Linked DNA regions of Mus musculus: regions 2 and 3 are each linked to region 1. The links are chromatin contacts, found by POLR2A ChIA-PET in ENCODE. All regions are on one chromosome and are shown on one strand. The core of a region is the stretch at or near the end of the contact, and the rest is flanking DNA. Distances in the headings are between cores, read along the strand shown. Region 1 holds the start of Ndufc2 (NADH:ubiquinone oxidoreductase subunit C2). Region 2 holds the start of Ints4 (integrator complex subunit 4). Region 3 holds the start of Usp35 (ubiquitin specific peptidase 35).

Region 1 (2,759 bases), core at 118-2,617:
GGAGTGGGGGTGGGGTGGGGTGCAGGACACTTACCATTAGTTTGAAGCTATCTTGGACTAAGTAGCAAATTTCAGGTCAGTTAGTGCTACACAGAGATATGGAAAGACCCCACCCCAGCCTTTGTTAGGCAGAAGGTAGAGGTGAGCAGTGGAGGTGTGGAGTCTCACTCTCACGGCGGGGCACTAAAGGAGACTCTGGCCCTGGTTCTTATAAATTCCCTTCCTCCTTCCAAGAAAGGATAATTAGCTAGTGGGCTCTGATAATTACCTGATGAAAAACCTTGAGCAAATCTCAAAAAGAAATAAATAACTTCCAGTTCAGACCAGTGTTGGACAAAGATACAGGGAAAAGAAAACCATTTCAACTTGCTAATTACATGGTAAAGTTAGGTAGATTCCCAGACCGTATAAATAGTCTCCCTTTCTCTTACTCAACCCCGGTCTGCGCAAGCTGATGCAACTGTATTGCTTTTATGTATTGTCTGTCTGTTTCATCTATTTTAGGCAGGGACTTGTGTACCCAAGAATGACATACTGCTTGCCAACTGCTAGGATTACAGGCACCACTACGATTTTAAGAGAGATTTGCTCACATGCTCCATTGCTTTTATCTGTGTGTCTCACTGGATTTTCCTCAAAGAGTACAAGTATTGAGGAATATCCCCGCACTCGACTCTTAGCTGGTATTTAGTACTCCTGTCTTAGAAGCATATACATTTTCAGTATCAGGAAGGGCTTTCCAAAGGGAGATGTTCAAGTACGGAAAGTCCTTTATTTTAGGTGAGCGGAAAGAGACTAGGCAATCGCTTGATAGAACTTTAGGAATTCCTTCTTTCACTCCTTAATCCGTTGGGGAACACTTCTCTCAGCCACGTACATAGACCTGAAGGCCTAGGGGGAACCATTTTAGCAGACTATCGCCAGAACTGAATCTCAAGGTTAGGGTAAATGATTCGCTCCTGACCTCCGAATACCCTGGTGCTGACCTTACCTTCATTTTAGGCTTTGGGGGTGGGGGAAGTAACTGCAAACGAACTGCTGGAACCCCAGAAAGCTTGCTTTTATAGGCTTTAGATAAATGAACTAGCCATTATGACCACTTGTAGATGTTGATTTTTGGATGCTAAGATAATGTTTTCTGAAGAGCCATAGGCCTGGGGGCAAGTAAGTGAGAGACAATTTCGATTGTGGTAACTGGACTACATACATACATACATACATACATACATACATACATACCAATGTTTCCTAGCCTTTGCCCACTGTGGGTTATTTATTATAACCCCCCCCCACACACACACACACACACACACACACACTACAATGTCAGCGCAAGCCTTCACGCGTTGTGGGCCACTTAGAAGCCCGGAACCTCGCGTGCAGAGGTTGCTAAGGCTGAGCGCACAGGGAAGCTTTTGGGTGCTGCACCGCCGTACGCAATGCCCTTCAGCCTAGAGCGCGGAGGAGGACGGTAGCTCGGTCACGGCGTTTGGAGTCGTTGTTTTTCCTATAGTTGGAGTCGAGGTCAAACCTCTCGTGGAACCTGCCTCAAGATGATGAACGGCCGGCCGGGCCATGAGCCCTTAAAATTCTTGCCGGACGAGGCCCGGAGCCTGCCCCCGCCCAAGCTGAACGACCCGCGGCTTGTCTACATGGGCTTGTTGGGCTACTGCACGGGCCTGATGGACAACATGCTGCGGATGCGACCGGTGATGAGAGCAGGTGAGGGCTGCGGGCGATCCCGCTCGGACGAGGAGCTGCAGGGTTGCCCGCTGAGGTCATCTGTGCTCTACGAGGCCTTCCTGCCTAGCTGGGGGCGCCTGGCTCTCCCAGGGCGTGCATCCCCTCTCGGGTTCTCAGCGCCAAGAGTAGCCACATTGAAGAAAACCAAGTGCAGTGCAATGGGGACTTCTAAACCCCACGGTTAAGTCTGCGAAGGACTCAAGAAGGGCTCCTCACAGTTCGCGTTGTACTTCGTGCTAAACGGTTGCCCAGCCCATTTCTCTCAGACGTGAGAAAGTATTGTACTGACGAGAGCACGAGACCCAAGCAGAGTTAAAGCACCTTGCCCACGGTCTAGTTAAAGAGAGGAGCTTGTGTTGTGTTGGTGTGTGCTTAGAACCAGAGCTTCTCAGAGTTGGAGTGCATAGAAATAATATACAGTTAAAATATTGGTTTGATTCATAAGGTCTGGGGAGAGGACTAATGTGGACAAAACTCCAGACGCTACTACTGCCCTTATTCTGGAATAGGAGACTGTCAATAAACTAGCAAGCTGTATATTCTAGTTTGTCACTGGCTTCTGGTCACGATTGAGAATAGCTTAGCTTACACAATGTAGCTGTGCTAAGAACTGTAGAATTCCAAAGATACATGTAGAAGCAAACTAACTGTCTTTGTTATAGTTATTCTTTATATGGGGGGGGGGGTAGAGGGGAGATAACAACCTGAATTAGTTCTCTCTCCAATACCGTGTCAGCCCTGGGGATTGAACTCCCCAAGTCAGACTTGGTGGCAAATGTCTTTATCATGTCACTAGATGTGAACTTAACTTTGAATATCAAGCAAGAGTTAAAAGAACTTCGTATGTCTGGGGGTGGGGGTGGGGTGTGCAAGGCGTTCTGAAAGTGGGTGAATTTGATTACTTAGCTGCAAGATTACAGTGATAAGGCTGCAGAGGCTATCAGACGAGGGCAGTTTATTCTCTGGGTGGGGAAGACATGAAAACTTTTGAGAACTGAGGAAGTTCAGTGGTGAGG
Region 2 (2,759 bases), core at 159-2,658, 81 kb after region 1:
CCCTGCCAACAAATCTCGTGTGAGGTTTGTTGTGCAATGTGACTTTGTGGTATTCCTTGACTCCTAACTGCCAGGACACCTTTCCATCTGAGCTGTAACACAGTCTTCCTACGTATAGTATAGGATAAAGATAATCTATGTGTTTTTGGGTCCTCTGTACCTACCAACTTCCTGTTCCCTCCTCTAAATGTCCCATGTTTTGGTTAAAAAAGTAAAGAACAGGTGAGTTGTAAAACTCAAGAGCACCACATATCTCAGATGCAGGGTGTTCTTGTTTCTGTATTGTTTCATTACACTGTAAGCATGTTTTTGTTAGGTAGGGATTATCAGTATGCTTGTCGTGGAGGTCACTTGTTCAAGTACCAGAGTCTTAAAGGAGTGTTGTGTTAGAATCTGACTCCCCTATTTCTGCCTTCACTATTCACTTTAATATGGGTTAAATAATAACAGCAATTCCATTCTTATTCCTTCCTTCATTATTGATCTTAACAAGGGTTAAATAATAACAGGAACTCTATTCTACTCATTGTTCATGTTCTAGACTTATTTCCAGGGTCTTGATATTTGTACTTGCATTTTTTAGGCAAAATGAGATTTATCTTTCTATTATGTAGACTGTTTTCCAAAGAAAGACTACAAAGACCTTCTGAGAAGCAGACTTAACTTGAAAAACAAGGTTTTCTGAAACCTACCAACTACAATGAAGTTAAAAACCTGTAATTGAGTTTATGCTAAATGCTAATCATAATAAAGTTCCCTTTTTATTAAGCTTTGCTTGCTTGCCAAAGTCATAAAGAACCTTTGTAAGACTTTGAGGACACCTCATCCTTCTACTGTGGGTGTGTGTGTGTGGGTGTGTCTGTAATGGTAACATTTTTGCCTTTCTATATCTCAGTGTTGGCTCCTGGTTTTTGACACCACAACACGTGGCTTCATCCTCAGTCTCAAGATTCTTTTTCACTGTTTCCCAGCTGTCAGAGGAAGCATTAGTCTCTTCACCAGAGATTCGTGGAACACACTGACAGTCCTGATAGAGACTTGGCTCCGGGTGGACCACCAGCATTCTTAAATCTTCAGACTTGCAGAGTAGTACCATTCAGAAAAATGATCTTAAACCTTTCATTGATTCAACAGGAAGATTCTTGGCTTTCTTTTCTTTATCTTTCCGTTTTTCTTCTTCTTCTTTCTTATTGATGGATAACTTCTAAATTACTGTAACAAAGTAAAACGAACTTCGGGGAGGAGCTGGAACTATGGCAACACTCACCCTAAGATTCTAGCAGGGCACCTCCAGGATACAGCTCCGGGTTTTGCCTCCAGCTCCCACCAGCCCCGCCTTTTACTCCACCCATCTTCCAGGATGCACTCTAATTTCCGTCTCCCAGCAGTAGCGGCAGCCAATCGACTCACTGGGCAGTGGAGCTTCAGGAAGAGGCCTCTCTATCCAGCAACCCCACTGCTTTGTGGGATTGCAGCGAAATCGGTGCTGTAGAAAGGTTTCTCTCCACGTTCTCAGCAAGTACAGAAGCCGAGAAGGTCCGGTGCAGCCATGGCGGCGCACCTGAAAAAGCGGGTGTATGAGGAGTTCACTAAAGTGGTTCAGGTAAGCGCTGGCAGAAAAAGCCATGGACCAGTCTGCGCGGGAGGGTTGTCCGCACCCAGGCTGTTCTCCAGATCAGCGCCTAAGCTTGTGTGTAGCCGGCTTAGGTTTAGGTTCCTAGGCTGCGCGTCAGGCAGGGGGCGTGTTAGGTCGAGGCCGCTGTTCTCATGTGTACTCTGACTTTGGGGTTTGTTGTTGTTGTTGTATTTAAAGTTCTGGGACTAGAATTCGGGGTCTTAAGCATGCTAACTTATCACTCTATCCCAAAGTCACACTCCCAGCTCACTTGATAAAGACAAAACAAAATCATTGGGACAACGTGCTGTATAGTTTTAAAAACTGTCAGGTATCTTATTTTAATGTCTCACAGCTCGGTTGTGCCAGATCGGTTATATTTGCATTCTCCTGTCCTCAGTTGGTGGCAGAACTCCTCTTAACTCGTGTACCTCTAACTTTCAGAGACAAGTTGAGCTGTATGCAAAACCCCAAGCTGACTAAAGGTCTGTAGAATTCAAGGCTCAGACCAAGCAGGCAAGAGTCACAGGACGGCAAACCTATCATCCTCTCTCTTTTAAACATAGGTGGACCAAGAGAGCCCCTGTCAGAACTGTCAGTGTGCTCCACAGTGTCTCTGTAGAAGCGATGTATTCTGCTTCTTAAATTTCCATATGTACACAGATACATACAAAATATACGCGTCTTGAGGAATACTTAAATTTTTTATCTTTTTTGTAGTAGGGGAGATTGAGTGTAGGGCCTTATGCATGCTGAGGCATGTGGTCTACCACCGAGCTGTTACAGATCTCGCTCTTTTAGGGAGTTTGTTATGATGCAGATTATGTTCAATAGGTTGGTGGTGTGAGGCAAGATCTGCATTTTGACCAGGCCCGGGGGTTTATGCCAGTGGATCCCCAGCAGTCTTAGATATTTAGGCAGAGTGGTCTCATTAAGGAAAAAAAAAAATTTTTTTTTTCTTTGAGACAGGGTCTCACTATGTAGAGCAGGCTGATCATGAACAGGAAGGAATCAGCCTGCCTTTTCTTCCCAAGTGCAGGGATTAAAGGCTTGCATCACCATGCCTGATGGAAAATGACTCTTAAACCTTCCATTCATTCATTAATTCAACAGGAAAAAATTAAAGTATTTTCAAATACTTGAG
Region 3 (2,759 bases), core at 181-2,680, 68 kb before region 1:
AAACGAGATAAAAATCAAAGATGTGACCAGAAAAGTAGTATCCAGAGACAGAGTTACCTTGAGGCCAGTCCCTGTCCCTCCTCAGCCTGGGCCTGGACTCTAATATCCATGACCCTTGAACATCTGCGAGATACCTCACAGAGGCCAAAGAAGACTCAGCCATTCCAGAAATGGCCCATACAAACAAGGCAGAAAAAACAATAAGAAACCCCAGCTCCTGGTTAGCCCCTGGATCTGCTGTTCCCAGATCTCCTCAAAGGGGAGGAGGGAGGGTCTGCAGGTCCCTGCCCTGCGTTGGGGAGGAGGGGGTTCATCTGCTGTCCTCTCAGCCCCTCACATTCATGCCCCCACACCCTGACTCCTATGGACGCCAGGGTTCACTCGGGTCTCTTGGCAGCAGAATGTGTTTTAACTCAGTGTCTTACCAAGGCAACCCTAGCATGGCACCCTTCCCCCTAGGAGGCCTCGACCAGCCCCAGGCTGGGTCCTGGAAAGACAGGAGTGAGGGCTTTGCTAGTGACAGGCAAGAACAACCCTGTTACTGAAGAGGAATTAGAGAGATGGAAGAGAAGATGAAGAGAAGTCCCCTCTGGGACTGTCCACACTCGCCCCTGATTACAGAGCCACCACTCACTAACCTCTGCTAACCCAGCCCCCACTCCCAGCCCAGACTTTCTCTGAGGGAGGACAGGCGCTTAAGCTTCAGTTCTGCAATCTGCAAGCGATGTCAAGGCCCCCGGACTCCAGGACAAAGATGATCAGACTGCCTCTGGATCCTCAGTGTCTACTCCAGTTGGGCCCCCTCTCTTCCTTCCTTACGCCTGTTTAGCCCAGACTGGGGGTTCTCCGCAAAAAGATTGCCAGGCGTCATGGTTCTAGTTGTGGCTGCTCTCAGGACTGAGAGGTACAGAAGCTGGAACTACTCAGTTGATGAAGGAGATGGTTAAGGCTCAGAGAGGGGCAGTTAGAAGGCCAAGGTCACACAGCAAAGGCCCAGAAGCACCTAGATCCCCCACCTTCCAATCTCGTGCTCTCAGAGTCCTAAAGATAAGTAAGGAGCACTCGAAATGTCAAGAGTGCAGACACTGCCCCCGCCCCCCGACATGAGCACTCAAACACCCAAAGCCCCCTTAACTCCTAGACTTCAGAGGGCCTTACCTTAGAACCCACTCCTGGGCGGGGCGCATGGGCCGGACTAGACTAGGCTGGGCCAGTCGAGGTCAGGGCGGGTCCTCCGCTCCCCTACCGAGGGGTCCCAGACCGCAGGGATGCTGCTGCTACTTTGTGATGTCCAACTCCACCCACCCCGCTCCGCACAACCCTAGATGGACCTGGGCAGTGCAACTGCGCGGTCTCAGAGCTGCGGGACGGAACTGGGAGAGGGGTGAGGTGCGGGGAAACGGGGCGGAGCCACAGCGGGGGTTACCCTGCGAGCTCCCAGTCGGGCCGCGTCCCCTTTAAGGCCAGCTGGTCCCAGTGCCGGCGGGGCGGGCCAGTAGGGGGCTGGCTCTCCGCGTAGCCTCCTGGGAGGTGGAGTCCGGGCCCGGCACGCGGCACAGGAAGGAACGCAGAGGGGACTACAAGTCCCGGCGGCCAGCGCGCGGCCCGGGACGACCCGCCCCTGCCCCAGCCCGGCCCACCCCCTAGCGAAGCTGCGCTGGCTGGAGGGGAGGCTGCCGAGCGAGGGCAGGAGGTGGGTGCGGTGCGCAGGGGTTTCGGGGAGGGCTCTGGACCCAGCGGACGCATACATGTCTTTCCGGGCACCTGTCCTGCCGTGAAAGGTCATCTGTCGCAGCCTCGCTGTTCTCATCTGTGAAATGGGGTAGCCCCGCCCGTGGCCGCGGGGGAGGGGCGCGTTTCGGGGTGAGGGGGTAGACCGAACCACCTGAGGGGCGGGGCTGGAGAAAGGGATGCGCTGTGGGAGGAGCCTTTGGTGGGTTAGGAAGAGGAGCCGAGTCTCTAGGTGAGAAGGGGACCTCTTGTTTGATCAGAAGGGACCGGTTCCAGAGCTGAGGAGTGGGTGCTGGGTTAGGTGGGCGAGCGCGAGGCGGACCACAGGGATGACAGGGACCCCTCCCAGCTCTAGTGAACCCAGGGCGTGTGGATGTACACAGCACCATTCTTTCCATGTGACTAGAAATAAAGAGCCCATCCCTGGAGCTCAGTGCGTCACACACATACTCATTCTACTCACATCCCGCCAAGGCCTCACCGTGATAACTGTTTCCAGTTGAGCAACACACCTGATAAGTGACTTGCCCCCAAAAGCCTTCAAAGACCCTGCCTTTCTCTGCCCACAGGGGAAACAGAGGTTTGGTCTGGGGTGACAGGAAAGAAGCAAGCATTGTGATGCCCCACCCATCCAAAGTTGTGCTCCAGGACCTGTGCCCTAGCACTTTCAATGCCCAGCTACAAGGCAACCCAATGCCCCACCCATCCAAAGTTGTGCTCCAGGACCTGTGCCCTAGCACTTTCAATGCCCAGCTACAAGGCAATCCAATGCCCCACCCATCCAAAGTTGTGCTCCAGGACCTGTGCCCTAGCACTTTCAATGCCCAGCTACAAGGCAACCCTTCTATGGTGTCTTCAGGCTGGAGCTATTTGAAAGCCCTTTGTTTACAGTTATCACTGTTGGGAGGAGTGGGAAGGCCACAGGAAGAGAAAGCTGAAAGGAGGTGTGGGTGCCTGAGGAAAACCACAAGATGAGCCAGGGTGGCTAGGGAAAGTTCTGCCTGCGGTTGAGGGATGGTGTTGGGACC

What was found. ChIA-PET counts read pairs that join two places held with the same protein, here RNA polymerase II (POLR2A).
Region 2: POLR2A ChIA-PET joins it to region 1 with 25 read pairs in Patski. The contact joins the promoter of Ints4 here to the promoter of Ndufc2 in region 1. POLR2A ChIA-PET finds 5 or more read pairs at or near these places in 4 of 5 experiments (Patski and embryonic stem cell).
Region 3: POLR2A ChIA-PET joins it to region 1 with 16 read pairs in Patski. The contact joins the promoter of Usp35 here to the promoter of Ndufc2 in region 1. POLR2A ChIA-PET finds 5 or more read pairs at or near these places in 3 of 5 experiments (Patski and embryonic stem cell).

Annotation. Positions count from the first base shown.
Region 1 is chr7:97,398,636-97,401,394 of GRCm38, forward strand. It overlaps Ndufc2 (NADH:ubiquinone oxidoreductase subunit C2), which reads left to right and starts at 1,368. Exons shown (of 3, transcript NM_024220.2): 1 at 1,368-1,722. The coding sequence starts at 1,554.
Region 2 is chr7:97,479,548-97,482,306 of GRCm38, forward strand. Ints4 (integrator complex subunit 4) reads left to right here and starts at 1,409. Exons shown (of 23, transcript NM_027256.2): 1 at 1,409-1,603. The coding sequence starts at 1,550.
Region 3 is chr7:97,330,679-97,333,437 of GRCm38, forward strand. It overlaps Usp35 (ubiquitin specific peptidase 35), which reads right to left and starts at 1,431. Exons shown (of 11, transcript NM_001177412.2): 1 at 1,159-1,431. It overlaps Kctd21 (potassium channel tetramerisation domain containing 21), which reads left to right and starts at 1,645. Exons shown (of 2, transcript NM_001039039.3): 1 at 1,645-1,693.